Regions from separate parts of the Homo sapiens genome. Here region 1 is linked to region 2. A link is a contact called in ENCODE Hi-C or POLR2A ChIA-PET data. All regions are on one chromosome and are shown on one strand. Each heading gives the region's core, a stretch centred on a gene start or an enhancer-like site at or near the end of the contact. The rest is flanking DNA. Distances are from core to core; before and after follow the strand shown. Region 1 overlaps CARS2 (cysteinyl-tRNA synthetase 2, mitochondrial). Region 2 overlaps RAB20 (RAB20, member RAS oncogene family).

Region 1 (7,522 bases), core at 48-2,547, 150 kb before region 2:
GATTTCCCTGGTGGGGGTGACCAGCTGAGTTTCTGTGGTGGGGGGTGACTATCTGGGCTTCTGTGGTGGGGGTGAGGTGGTGGTGACAGCCTGGGCTTCCCTGGTGGGGTGACAGTCTGGGCTTTCATGGTAGGGGTGACTGTCTGCGTGTCCGTGGTGGGGTGATTGTGTTTCCATGGTGGGGGTGACTGTCTGGGTTTCCGTGGCGGGGTGGCTGTCTGGGTTTCCGTGGCGGGGTGGCTGTCTGAGTTTCTGTGGTGTGATTGTCTGGGTCTCCCTGGTGGGGGTGACTGAGTTTCTGTGGTGGGGTGACTGTCTGCGTGTCCGTGGTGGGGTGATTGTGTTTCCATGGTGGGGGTGACTGTCTGGGTTTCCGTGGCGGGGTGGCTGTCTGAGTTTCTGTGGTGTGATTGTCTGGGTCTCCCTGGTGGGGGTGACTGAGTTTCTGTGGTGGGGTGACTGTCTGCGTGTCCGTGGTGGGGTGATTGTGTTTCCATGGTGGGGGTGATTGGGTTTCCGTGGTAAGGGTGACTGTCTGGGTTTCCATGGTGGGGTGATTTTCTGTGTTTCCGTGGTGGGGGTGACTGGGTCCCCGTGGTGGGGGTGACTGTCTGAGTTTCCATGTTGGGGTGATTTTCTGTGTTTCCGTGGTGGGGGTGACTGGGTCTCTGTGGTGGGGGTGACTGTCTGGGTTTCCATGTTGGGGTGATTTTCTGTGTTTCCATGGTGGGGGTGACTGTCTGGGTTTCTGTGGTGGGGGTGAATGTCTGAGCATCCGTGGTGGGGTGACTGAGCTTCTTCCCACTGATGTACCGTTTGTCATCTGCAGCGGACTCTGACAAGCGTCATGCCAGTGACTTCGCCCTGTGGAAGGCGGCCAAACCCCAGGAGGTGTTCTGGGCCTCTCCCTGGGGACCCGGGAGGCCGGGCTGGCACATCGAGTGCTCTGCCATCGCTAGGTAAGGTGCCTGCCGCTTCCTGGGGGTTGGGGCTCAAGTTCCCCTGGTGCCTGCTCAGGGCAGCAGAGGATGTGCATGGGAGCAGGTGCAGCCTGGCACGTGTGCCCATGGGTGATTTTTTGGGAAGAGATTTTTGCCGGAGTGTGACGGGCCATGGAACGGGGTGAACGAAACCCATGACACATCAAGCTTTCCTGACCTCAGCACTTCCTCTGTTTAGTGGAGAGGCTGCTTTTTGGTTCACACTTGCAGCTGCCCTGTTCCCTCACCCTTCTCTGTAGTGGCTGGTGCTTGGGGCCCTGGAGGAGAGTGCTTGCACCTACATCCCTCCTCGCTTCGCACTTCTCTAGCCCCCAAATCCCTCTCCGCCTTCCCGCCAGCTCTTCTAGCTCAGGCAACTCGCATGCCAGGGTGCTCTGTGGCGGAAATCTCCAGCTCCTCCCAGATCTTCCTGGAGTCCCCCAGCCACCCTCATGTGGGTCCTCTGTCACCAAAGCTCCTCTTCCCACTGTCTGCCTGGGACCGCAGCTGCCTGCCGCCCCCACTCAGTCACACGACACTGCTCTCCTGGCCCACTGCGGCATCCCCTACTCTGGAAACACCCTCTCTGTCCTGGTTTCTGCCTCTCAGTAGAGCTTTCTCCGCCTTCTCCCTGGTCCCCTTGGACGCACCTGAGGTGTCCACACCCTGTGGCTCTGCCCACAGCCAGGGGCACCTTGGGTGGGGTGTGTGAAAGACAGCATACCGCCCGTGCCCCGTGCTGCACAGCTGCCCATGGGGCTCGCCACAGTTAGTTTCATGTTCCTGTTTTTTTGTTTTGAGACGGAGGTTCACTCTTCTTGCCCAGGTTGGAGTGCAATGGTGCGATCTCGGCTCACCGCAACCTCCGCCTCCCAGGTTCAAGCGATTCTCCTGCCTCATCCTCCTGAGTAGCTGGGATTACTGGCATGCGCCACCACCCCGGCTAATTTTGTATTTTTAGTAGAGACGGGATTTCTCCCTGCTGGTCAGGCTGGTCTCGATCTCCTGACCTCAGGTAATCCGCCCGCCTTGGCCTCCCAAAGTGCTGGGATTACAGGTGTGAGCCACTGCGCCTGGCCCACGGTTAGTTTGTTACCGTGGTGCTGGTTTGTGTGGCCTGACCCTCTGCAGGCAGCAGGGTACCCAGCCGCGCGTTTAGACTGTTCCTAGCGTTTCAGTGTTACAGATCTCCTTAGTGAATAACCACGCGTATGTTTCCTATTTGTAGAAATGGGTTTTTTTTTTCATTATATTTTAACTTCTAGGGTACATGTGCACAATGTGCAGGTTTGTTACATCTGTATACATGTGCCATGTTGGTGTGCTGCACCCATTAACTCCTCATCTACGTTAGGTATATCTCCTAATGCTATCCCTCCCCACTCCCCCACCCCATGACAGGCCCTGGTGTGTGATGTTCCCCACCCTGTGTCCAAGTGTTCTCATTGTTCAATTCCTACCTATGAGTGAGAACATGCAGTGTTTGGTTTTCTGTCCTTGTGATAGTTTGCTCAGAATGATGGTTTCCAGCTTCATCCATGTGCCTACAAAGGACATGAACTCATCCTTTTTTATGGCTACATAGTATTCCATGGTGTATATATGCCACATTTTCTTAATCCAGTCTATCATTGGTGGACATTTGGGTTGGTTCCAAGTCTTTGCTATTGTGAATAGTGCCACAATAAACATACGTGTGCATGTGTCTTTATAGCAGCATGATTTATAATCCTTTGGGTATATATCCAGTAATGGGATGGCTGGGTCAAATGGTATTTCTAGTTCTAGATCCCTGAGGAATCGCCACACTGTCTTGCACAATGGTTGAACTAGTTTACAGTCCCACCAACAGTGTAAAAGTGTTCCTATTTCTCCACATCCTCTCCAGCACCTGTTGTTTCCTGAGTTTTAATGATTGCCATTCAAACTGGTGTGAGATGGTATTTCATTGTGGTTTTGATTTGCATTTCTCTGATGGCCAGTGATGATGAGCATTTTTTCATGTGTCTGTTGGCTGCATAAATGTCTTCTTTTGAGAAGTGTCTGTTCATATCCTTCGCCCACTTTTTGATGGGGTTGTTTGATTTTTTCTTGTAAATTTGTTTAAGTTCTTTGTAGATTCTGGATATTAGCCCTTTGTCAGATGGGTAGATGGTGAAAATTTTCTCCCATTCTGTAGGTTGCCTGTTCACTCTGATGGTTGTTTCTTTTGCTATGCAGAAGCTCTTTAGTTTAATTAGATCCCATTTGTCAATTCTGGCTTTTGTTGCCATTGCTTTTGGTGTTTTAGTCATGAAGTCCTTGCCCATGCCTATGGCCTGAATGGTATTGCCTGCGTTTTCTTCTAGGGTTTTTATGGTTTTAGGTCTAACATTTCAGTCTTTAATCCATCTTGAATTAATTTTGTGTAAGGATAGGGATCCAGTTTCAGCTTTCTACATATGGCTAGCTAGTTTTCCCAGCATTGTTTATTAAATAGGGAATCCTTTCCCCATTTCTTTTTTTGTCAGGTTTGTCAAGATCAGATGGTTGTAGATGTGTGGTATTATTTCTGAGGGCTCTGTTCTGTTCCATTGGTCTATATCTCTGTTTTGGTACCAGTACCATGCTGTTTTGGTTACTGTAGCCTTGTAGTATAGTTTGAAGTCAGGTAGCATGATGCCTCCAGCTTTGTTCTTTTGGCTTAGGATTGTCTTGGCAGTGCAGGCTCTTTTTTGAACTTTAAACCATATGAACTTTAAAGTAGTTTTTTCCAATTCTGTGAGAAAAGTCATTGGTAGCTTGATAGGGATGGCATTGAATCTATAAGTTACCTTGGGCAGTATGGCCATTTTCACGATATTGATTCTTCCTATCCATGAGCATGGAATGTTCTTCCATTTGTTTGTGTCCTCTTATATTTCATTGAGCAGTGGTTTGTAGTTCTCCTTGAAGAGGTCCTTCACATCCCTTGTAAGTTGGATTCCTAGGTATTTTATTCTCTTTGAAGCAATTGTGAATGGGAGTTCACTCATGATTTGGCTCCCTGTCTGTTATTGGTGTACAGGAATGCTTGTGATTTTTGCACATTGATTTTGTATCCTGAGACTTTGCTGAAGTTGCTTATCAGCTTAAGGAGATTTTGGGCTGAGATGATGGGGTTTTCTAAATATACAATCATGTCATCTGCAAACAGGGACAATTTGACTTCTTCTTTTCCTAATTGAATACCCTTTATTTCTTTCTCCTGCCTGATTGCCCTGGCCAGAACTTCCAACACTATGTTAAATAGGAGTGGTGAGAGAGGGCATCCCTGTCTTGTGCCAGTTTTCAAAGGGAATGCTTCCAGTTTTTGCCCATTCAGTATGATATTGGCTGTGGGTTTGTCATAAATAGCTCTTATTATTTTGAGATACGCCCCATCAATACCTAGTTTATTGAGACTTTTTAGCATGAAGGGCTGTTGAATTTTGTCAAAAGGCCTTTTCTGCATCTATTGAGATAATCATGTGGTTTTTGTCTTTGGTTCTGTTTATGTGATGGATTACGTTTATTGATTTGTGTATGTTGAACCAGCCTTGCATCCCAGGGATGAAGCCCACTTGATCGTGGTGGATAAGCTTTTTGATGTGCTGCTGGATTCGGTTTGCCAGTATTTTATTGAGGATTTTTGCATCGATGTTCATCAGGGCTATTGGTCTAAAATTCTCCTTTTTTGTTGTGTCTCTGCCAGGTTTTGGTATCAGGATGATGCTGGCCTCTTAAAATGAGGGAGGATTCCCTTGTTTTCTGTTGATTGTAATAATTTCAGAAGGAATGGTACCAGCTCCTCCTTGTACCTCTGGTAGAATTTGGCTGTGAATCCTTCTGGTCCTGGACTTTTTCTGGTTGGTAGGCTATTAATTATTGCCTTAATTTCAGAGCCTGTTATTGGTCTATTCAGGGACTCAACTTCTTCCTGGTTTAGTCTTGGGAGGGTGTATGTGTCCAGGAATTTATCCATTTCTTCTAGATTTTCTAGTTTATTTGCATAGAGGTGTTTATAGTATTCTCTGATGGTAGTTTGTATTTCTGTGGGATCGGTGGTGATATCCCCTTTATCATTTTTTGTTGTGTCTATTTGATTCTTCTCCCTTGTCTTCTTTATTAGTCTTGCTAGCGGTCTATCAATTTTGTTGATCTTTTCAAAAAACCAGCTCCTGGATTCATTGATTTTTTGAAGGGTTTTTTGTGTCTCTATCTCCTTCAGTTCTGCTCTGATCTTAGTTATTTCTTGCCTTCTGCTAGCTTTTGAATGTGTTTGCTCTTGCTTCTCTAGTTCTTTTAATTGTGATGTTAGGGTGTTAGTTTTAGATCTTTCCTGCTTTCTCTTGTGGGCATTTAGTGCTATAAATTTCCCTCTACACACTGCTTTAAATGTGTCCCAGAGATTCTGGTATGTTGTGTCTTTGTTCTTATTGGTTTCAAAGAACGTCTTTACTGCTGCCTTCATTTCATTATGTACCCAGTAGTCATTCAGGAGCAGGTTGTTCAGTTTCCATGTAGTTGAGAGGTTTTGAGTGAGTTTCTTAATCCTGAGTTCTAGTTTGATTGCACTGTGGTCTGAGAGACAGTTTGTTACAATTTCTGTTCTTTTACATTTGCTGAGGAGTGCTTTACTTCCAAATATGTGGTCCATTTTGGAATAAGTGCGATGTGGTGCTGAGAAGAATGTATATTCTGTTGATTTGGGGTGGAGAGTTCTGTAGATGTCTATTAGGTCCGCTTGGTGCAGATCTGAGTTCAATTCCTGGATATCCTCGTTAACTTTCTGTCTCATTGATCTGTCTAATGTTGACAGTGGGGTGTTAAAGTCTCCCATTATTATTGTGTGGGAGTCTAAGTCTCTTTGTAGGTCTCTAAGGACTTGCTTTATGAATCTGGGTGCTCCTGTATTAGGTGCATATATATTTAGGATAGTTAGTTCTTCTTGTTGAATTGATCCCTTTACCATTATGTAATGGCCTTCTTTGTCTCTTTTGATCTTTGTTGGTTTAAAGTCTGTTTTATCAGACACTAGGTTTGCAACCCCTGCTTTTTTTTGTTTTCCTTTTGTTTGGTAGATCTCCCTTCATCCCTTTATTTTGAGCCTGTGTGTGTCTCTGCACGTGAGATGGGTCTCCTGAATACAGCACACTGATGGGTCTTGACTCTTCATCCAATTTGCCAGTCTGTATCTTTTAAGTGGAGCATTTAGCCCATTTACATTTAAGGTTAATATTGTTATGCGTGAATTTGATCCTGTCATTATGATGTTAGCTGGTTATTTTGCTCGTTAGTTGATGCAGTTTCTTCCTAGCCTTGACGGTCTTTACAATTCGGCATGTTTTTGCAGTGGCTGGTACTGGTTGTTCCTTTCCATGTTTAGTGCTTCCTTCAGGAGCTCTTGTAAGGCAGGCCTGGTGGTGACAACATCTCTCAGCATTTGCTTGTCTGTAAAGGATTTTATTTCTCCTTCACCTATGAATCTTAGTTTGGCTGGATATGAAATTCTGGGTTAAAAATTCTTTTCTTTAAGAACGTTGAATATTGGCCCCCACTCTCTTCTGGCTTATAGAGGTTCTGCCAGGAGATCTGCTGTTAGTCTGATGGGCTTCCCTTTGTGGGTAACCCGACCTTTCTCTCTGGCTGCCCTTAACATTTTTTCCTTCATTTCAACTTTGGTGAATCTGACAATTATGTGTCATGGAGTTGCTCTTCTCGAGGAGTATCTCTGTGGCGTTCTCTGTATTTTCTGAATGTGAATGTTGGCCTGCCTTGTCAGGTTGGGGAAGTTCTCCTGGATAATATCCTGAAGAGTGTTTTCCAACTTGGTTCCATTCTCCCTGTCACTTTCAGGTACACCAATCAGACGCAGATTTGGTCTTTTCACATAGTCCCATATTTCTCGGAGGCTTTGTTCATTTCTTTTTACTCTTTTTTCTCTAAACTTCTCTTCCTGCTTCATTTCATTCATTTGATCTTCAATCACTGATACCCTTTCTTCCACTTGATCAAATCGGCTACTGAAGCTTGTGCATGCATCACATAGTTGTTGTGCCATGGTTTTCAGCTCCATCAGGTCATTTAAGGTCTTGTCTATGCTGTTTATTCTGGTTAGCCATTCGTCTAATCTTTTTTGAAGGTTTTTAGCTTCTTTATGATGGGTTCAAACATCCTCCTTTAGCTCGGAGAAGTTTGTTATTACCGATCGTCTGAAGCCTTCTTCTCTCAACTCATCAAAGTCATTCTCTGTCCAGCTTTGTTCCATTGCTGGTGAGGAGCTGCGTTTCTTTGGAGGAGAAGAGGCGCTCTGATTTTTAGAATTTTCAGCTTTTCTGCTCTGGTTTCTCCCCATCTTTGTGGTTTTTGTCTACCTTTGGTCTTTGATGGTGGTGACATACAGATGGGGTTTTGGTGTGGATGTCCTTTCTGTTTGTTAGTTTTCCTTCTAACAGTCAGGACCCTCAGCTGCAGGTCTGTTGAGTTTGCTGGAGGTCCACTCCAGACCCTGTTTGCCTGGGTATCACCAGCAGAGGCTGCAG
Region 2 (6,753 bases), core at 676-3,175:
ATGACCCCAGTGGTTAAGAGCCCTTGCTAGTGGTCGACACTGTCCACACACTCAGGGGAAGTTGCCCTCAGAGTGACATGGGACCATTTATAATTTAGAAGCTGCCAATGATGGGCCACTGTTGCATTTTGGTTTGCCTAAATGTGATCTTTAGAAAATTTTGAATTAGTTTTGAGTGCTTAAAACTTGGGAGATTAAAATCCACATTGTTAGCTTCTTTTTAAAAAATCAGAACCAGGCTTACTTCTCCCAGGCGAGGGATTGGAATGGGGCCTGGACACTCCCTGGGTGCCACCTCTCTCTGCGCCAGTGCCCCAGCAGCCTCATCCTTGTTCAGAGGCACTTGACCTTGGCGTTCTGAGCTCGAGAGTGGAGGCCAGTGCTGTCAGTCGTTCCCAGCTCTCCCTCCTCTTGGCCTAAGGGCATGGCCCGGGAGGCCACACATGCCCCAGGGAGGAGGGGATGAGCTGGCCTGCAGCAGGTGCTATGGGAGCTTCCAGGCCTGTCTGCAGAGGCTCCTTGGGATGGCGTCTGAGCACAGGTCTCAGTCTCATTCCTCTTCGAAAGCGTGCCCCCGGCAGGTGTGGTTGGGAGCAGGTGCTTTGTGGTTGGAAGATCTCACTTGGGGTTTGCTTGTTGGTGATTGAAACAAATGCATCACCAGGAGCGTCTGTGAAGCCCCTTCCTGCCAGCAGGGAGGGCCCATGCCATGCACAGCCTGCTCGGTCCTCGAGAGGCAGGTGGGGGCCAAGGTGCATGCTGCTGCCTCTCCCACAGCTGCTTCCTGAGAGCTCGTCCCCCCAGTGCGGCAGATGTGTCCAACGATGAAAAGCACGCCAAGGCTGGGAGGACATACCAGCAGGCGTGCTCGGCTCGGCCCTCCCTGCTGGGGGCTCTCACCTGCTGCGTGCACTGCACCTGTCCCAGGAACACCTGCCTTGGCCAGATCTGCTCCCCTTGTGGGAGTCTGTCCTCCACATCTGAGTATGCAGAAAGCTTGTGCTACAGACAGGGGTTCAGAATTCTGCCAGAAAGTTCCTAGGTAGCCCTTGAGTGGACTGGCAGGGAGCCGCCTGCTGGTGGGGAGGTGAGCGGGCCCCCTTGGGGATCTGTGCACTGTTGGTGGGATAGAAAGGTGGTCCTGGGGCAGACGTTGGGAACAGAACAGTACGGATGTGCAGGTGTTACCTGTGGGGAGTGTATTCTGACCCGGGTTGATTTGATTAGATGACTGCATTGTAAAAGTACACAGAGCTGGGGACCTTTTAATCTTCCTTTTTAGCCATCAGTTCGGGGGTCTCTGCGTTTAAATGTAGGACGGTGGCGGGTGTTCCAGTGCCCTGGCCCAGCCTCCCTCTAGCGCTGCTATGCCTGACTCCCCCACACTTCAGTTTCCTCATGGAAAGTGTGTGTGCCCACATCGACCTCGTGAGGCTGAAGTGCTGGGGGCACGGGGAGAGCAGATGCCCACACTCCAGGCACTGCAGGGGTGCATGCCAGCTGGCCCTGTTCCCCGCCAGACCCAGTGACAGACAGCACCTTGTCAGTAGCCAATGTGTTGACGTTGAGCTGTGTCCCGAGGGTTTGATCTCAACCTGGAAATGTTTTGGGAGCAGGTTCCCGGCTTGCCTGCAATTGCCCGCACCTCTGTCTGTTTTAAACCTGGAGGGCAGGCGGGGCTGCGGCACCCACAAGAAGTGCGAATGCTGGGGCCTGGCTCCTCAGGGATTCCGATTCCAGCGTGGGAGGGGAGATGTCCACTGTGTCCTAAAAATATCGTGAGCACCGCAGGGTGCTGTGTGATTCTGGGCAGATAAGGGCAGGTGTGGTTTACAACTGCTGTTATGAACTCAGAAGCCCTCCCCGCAGCACTTCCTGGGCAGGGCAGCACAGGGCAGCTGGGAGCACCCAGGGGGTGTAAAGGAGGAGGGTGAAGGGACATGGGCACACTTTGCTTCCGGAGTCTGCATTCCCGAGTCAGCTTCTATCTCAGCAAGGGCCTTGGCAGTCGCTGCTTTTTTCTGGACATCAGTTCTTGATTCCTTCCATCTCCAGCCATGGCTGGGGCCAGGACTCCTTTGGAGTTGGTGCTTGAAGGCAGGGAGGGCTGTGTGAATGCCTGAGGCCCGTTCTTCCTGAACATTCTTGGATTCTGTTTCCCATCTAGTCTGGGCACCCAACAGCTTGTTTTCTCGAGGGGCTGCCTGCTTTGGGGATGGTGCCCATGGGTGGCACATTCTCCATCAACTATGTTTAAGCATTTCATCCTGTGTGTGTTGCCCTAAAAATAAACATCCCTGTGGGACGTTCCCTTGCAGTGTGGCTGGTGGCTATGTTCTGAGATGAGAGATAACCACTCTTTCTGTCCCTCTCTTCCCACCAGGGCGGGAGCAGTTCCACGGCCTGGGCTCCATGTACTGCCGGGGGGCGGCCGCCATCATCCTCACCTATGATGTGAATCACCGGCAGAGCCTGGTGGAGCTGGAGGACCGGTTCCTGGGCCTGACAGACACAGCCAGCAAAGACTGCCTCTTTGCCATCGTGGGGAACAAAGTGGACCTCACTGAGGAGGGGGCCTTGGCGGGCCAGGAGAAGGAAGAGTGCAGTCCCAATATGGACGCTGGGGACCGTGTCTCCCCAAGGGCACCTAAGCAGGTGCAGCTGGAGGATGCGGTGGCCCTTTATAAAAAGATCCTCAAGTACAAGATGCTGGATGAGCAGGATGTGCCGGCCGCTGAGCAAATGTGCTTTGAGACCAGCGCCAAGACCGGCTACAATGTGGACCTCCTGTTTGAGACCCTCTTTGACCTGGTGGTGCCAATGATCTTACAGCAGAGAGCTGAGAGGCCGTCACACACAGTGGATATATCCAGTCATAAGCCACCCAAGAGGACCAGATCTGGGTGTTGTGCCTGACTTTCGAGGGCCTCCTGGACTCAGACTGTGCATGTTGGGAAGGGGTCTGACCAGGCAAGCTGTGATCTGAAAGGAGCAAGGAACAGCAAGGAATTATTTTCCAGAATGACACCCGCAGCAGAATGTTGGAGTGGAAATGATGGCTGGCTATGAAGAGGAGGTCAACGTGTGTGGTCTCCTCAGTCTCTGTCAGAGGGGTGGGGAGGTGGGAAACAGGAATCCTCTGCAAAGCCCAATCTGCAGAGTCGAGACCCCTGGTGCTCTCTGCCCCGCTGCCTGGCACTGGTCCTTTGCAGCCAGCCACCAACGGCCCCCTTGCCCTTGCAGAGGCAGAAGCCTGCGTCTGCACCTGCACCTCTGACCGTTTCAGCACCCTGGGTTGTTACCACGTCCTACAACTCTGACATTTCTTGTTCTCAAGCGTTTCTCTTCACTGTGAGTTGTCTTTGGTCCTCCCACTTGGTACTTGTATCTTGATGCTTTATAATCCTGACTCTCGACGTGTTCATTTATACAAAATCAGGAATAACTTTGTTTTTATACTGATTGCAGCAATGTTGGCTACATGTATTATTAAAGAGGATTTTTGGAACAACTTAGGTATTGAGACTGAACTGACTTCATTTGCACCCCCAGTCCCAGGGACTCTCTGTGGGGTAGGGTGGGGGGCGCTGGGGAGATGGCTGTGAACTTGAGATACGTCTCTCTTTGTGCGGAAGCTCTGTGAAATCCTTACCAATTGCAGAATATTTAGATTGGCCCATCTGTCTAGTTTTCTTGATGACTTGAATTCCAATAATAGTAGCAAAGCTTAAAGCTCTGGTTCTGCTGAAGTCTGGGGCATCTGAGCACCCAGGTCTCTGAGTCAGAAACCCCCTTCGGGTCTGCTGCTGCTGGCCGTGGGGTGGCTGCTTTATTGGAAGATGTCAGACAGAGGTGCCAGGAGACAGCAGATTTGTTTTCCCAGAAATGTGACTGAACGAAAGCAGGCTGGGGTCGGGGCTGTTTGTTGGGAGGCAATGTGGGGCAGATGGCACTGGGCAGTGGGTTTCATAAGTGCTGTTTTCTTTCTTTTTTTTTTTTTTTTTTGTGATAGGGTCTTGCTCTGTCACCAGGTTGGAGTGCAGTGGCGTGATCTTAGCTCACTGCAGACTGTACCTCCGGGTTCAAGCAATCCTCCCGACTCAGCCTCCCAACATGCTGGGATTACAGGCATGTGCCACCATGCCCCAATAATTTTTTTTTTTTTGGTAGAGTTGGGGTTTTGCCATGTTGCCCAGGCTGGTCTCAAACCCTTGAACTCAAGCAATCCTCCCTACTCAGCCTCCCAACATGCTGGGATTACAGGGTGCTCTGTTTTCTGGGGAGCTGTTCATAATTTGCTGAAGGCCTGTGCTCTCCGGTTTCTGGGCTGCTGCAGGCCTAACTTCTCCGCTCCTGTGGAGTGAGTGCTTTCAGGCAAGGAAGGGAGCTTGAACCCCAGGAGGAAGCACTGAGGCAACCCCTGCGATTGCAGGTCCTCAGCTCCCCTGAGATGTGGTTTCGGAGTTTAAAACTTCAGTTTCGCAACAGCAGCCCATTGAGAAGTGAACGCAAATCAGCCTGACTCGTGACTTTTTATTGACTTGGTTGAATATACCACTGTAGGGACAGAAGTTATATTTATTTTCTATAATGTGTATCTTTGCTAGTGACCCATCTAGGAAATAGGCTAATCAAAGAGACCTTGGAATCTTTTTTTTTTTTTTTTTTGAGACAGAGTCTCACTCTGTTGCCCAGGCTGGAGTGCAGTAGCACAATCTCAGCTCACTCACTGCAGCCTCGAACTCCTGAACACAAGTGATCCACCCACCTCAGTCACCCGAGTAGCTGGGACTACAGGGGTGTGTCAGTATGCCTAGCTAATTTTTTATTTTTATTTTTTGTAGAGATGAGGTCTTGCTGTGTTTCCCAGGCTGGTCTGGAACTCCTGGGCTCACGCAATCCTCCTGCCTCAGCCTCCCAAAGTGCGGGGATCATAAGCATGAGCTCTGGCCCTGGCCAGAGTCTTTCTTTGAAGGCTGTGAAGGGAGAGAAAGTATCATATGGCACTGTTTTTGCAGTTGGTGCTTGAAGGCAGGGAGGGCTGTATGAATGCCTGAGGCCCGTTCTTCCTGAACAGTCTTGGATTCGATTTCCCATCTGCTCCGGGCACCCAACAGCTTGTTTCCTCGAGTGGCCGCGTGCTCCGGGGATGGTGCCCATGGGTGGCACATTCTCCATCAACTCTGTTTAAGCATTTCATCCTATATGTGTTGTCCTAAAAATAAGCATCCCTGTGGGCTCCTTTTAAATGAGTTCCTCTGGGCAGTCGGCGCTGCAGTCTCTCCTATGCTAGCAACTTCCAGCTGCCCTTACAAGTGCTTTTGTAAGGGCATGAGGGGCTCATTAATTCAGCACATCTCACTGAGCACTCTCCACGGCCCTTCCTGGAGCTGAGCTATTGGGACAGTTTCAATGACAGTGCCGCCACAGGCCCCCTGGCACCCTGTGTCCTGGGCTGCATTCCAAGTGGACCTTGGATACCAGCCTGGCTCCTCGCTGGGGAGCCTGGTCTTGGGTCCTACTCCCCCACCCTCATCTCATGTGGCCTCTGTTTCCTTCCAGAAACCACGTCAGTTCTTGGAAAGCTTGAAATCCCTCGGTTGGGCAACTCAGCTGTTGGCGCAGATTTCCCCACTGGGTGTGGGTTTGAGCTCGTGACCTCGAGCATCCGTCTTTCCTTTGTACAAAGCGGCCACTCCAGGGAGGAGATGAGCAAGTGACGGTCCAGGGTTCATGGCTGTGTGTGGTCTTGGAGCTCCCTTCTGCACTTTCCAGCTGTCCATGTCCCCATGCAGATGAGAACCCTTTCCTCAATGACACCTCATAACCAGGTATTTCCTAGTGCCCTTAAAGCCTCGTGCCTGGCAGTGGTGTCAGGGAGTCCTGGGGTTGGGTATGTGGTAATCTGGGTGCTGTCAGTCAGAATGTCCCCTTCCCCAGGCTCCCAGGCCTAGTTTCTTAAAGAGTATGACGTTGCCATTTCTGGACCCAACTTCCTGGTTTAAACAGCCCTGCTGTGCCAGGAAAACAACCTCACATGAATGTTCCCAGCACATAGATCACCCCAGCACACGGGTGCCCCCCAGTACATGGGCCCCCCCCAGCACATGGATACCCCCAGCACACGGGCTCCCCCACCAGCACACGGATCTCCCCAGCACACGGGTTCCCTCCCCAGCACACGGGTTCCGCCAGCACATGGGTCCCCCCAGCACCCAGGTTCTCCCCAGCACACGGGTTCCCTCCCCAGCACACGGGTTCTCTCCCCAGCACGTGGATTCCCCCAGTACATGGATACCACCAGCACATGGATCCCCCCAGCACATAGGTCCCCCCAGCACACAGGTTCTCCCCAGCACACGGGTTCCCTCCCCGGCACACGGCTTCCCTCCCCAGCACACGGATCTCCCCAGCACACGGGTCTCCCCAGTACATGGATCCCCCCAGCACGTAGGTCCCTCCAGCACACAGGTCCCTCCAGCACACGGCTCCCCCCCAGCACACGGATCCCCCCAGCACACGGATACCACCAGCACACGGGTTCCCCCTCCCCCAGCACACAGATCTCCCTAGTATACGGGTCCCTCCAGCACACGGGTCCCCCTAGCACACGGATCCCCATAGCACACGGGTGCTCCCAGCACATGGATCCCTCCGGCAGAGGTGAGCTGCTGCTCAAGGCCCATGAGACAGACCCCATGAGACATGGAGATGGTGCCTGTCTTCCAGAGAGAAGGGGCAATGGCTCTGAGC

What was found. A loop is a pair of places that touch in the nucleus more often than their neighbours do. ChIA-PET counts read pairs that join two places held with the same protein, here RNA polymerase II (POLR2A). Pooled maps may share reads with other maps.
Region 1: a map with no recorded cell type shows a loop between it and region 2 (10-fold over the local background). The contact joins two enhancer-like sites. A Hi-C loop is called at or near these places in 3 of 37 single-sample maps with no recorded cell type and 2 of 50 pooled maps. POLR2A ChIA-PET finds 5 or more read pairs at or near these places in 1 of 52 experiments (activated CD8-positive, alpha-beta memory T cell).

The regions. Positions count from the first base shown.
Region 1 is chr13:110,670,411-110,677,932 of GRCh38, reverse strand. CARS2 (cysteinyl-tRNA synthetase 2, mitochondrial) reads left to right here. Exons shown (of 15, transcript NM_024537.4): 7 at 830-959. Among named protein-coding and RNA genes, the nearest start is that of CARS2, 32 kb to the left of the region's middle. RefSeq lists an enhancer at 1,262-1,881. Within about 2 kb of position 1,297, at least 7 of the 41 ENCODE cell types and tissues checked have a DNase peak (open chromatin) inside an H3K27ac peak, as active enhancers do.
Region 2 is chr13:110,519,828-110,526,580 of GRCh38, reverse strand. RAB20 (RAB20, member RAS oncogene family) reads left to right here. Exons shown (of 2, transcript NM_017817.3): 2 at 2,384-3,515. The coding sequence ends at 2,916. Among named protein-coding and RNA genes, the nearest start is that of COL4A2-AS1, 15 kb to the right of the region's middle. RefSeq lists enhancers at 300-369, 820-869, 1,814-1,953, 4,646-4,725. Within about 2 kb of position 1,925, at least 22 of the 41 ENCODE cell types and tissues checked have a DNase peak (open chromatin) inside an H3K27ac peak, as active enhancers do.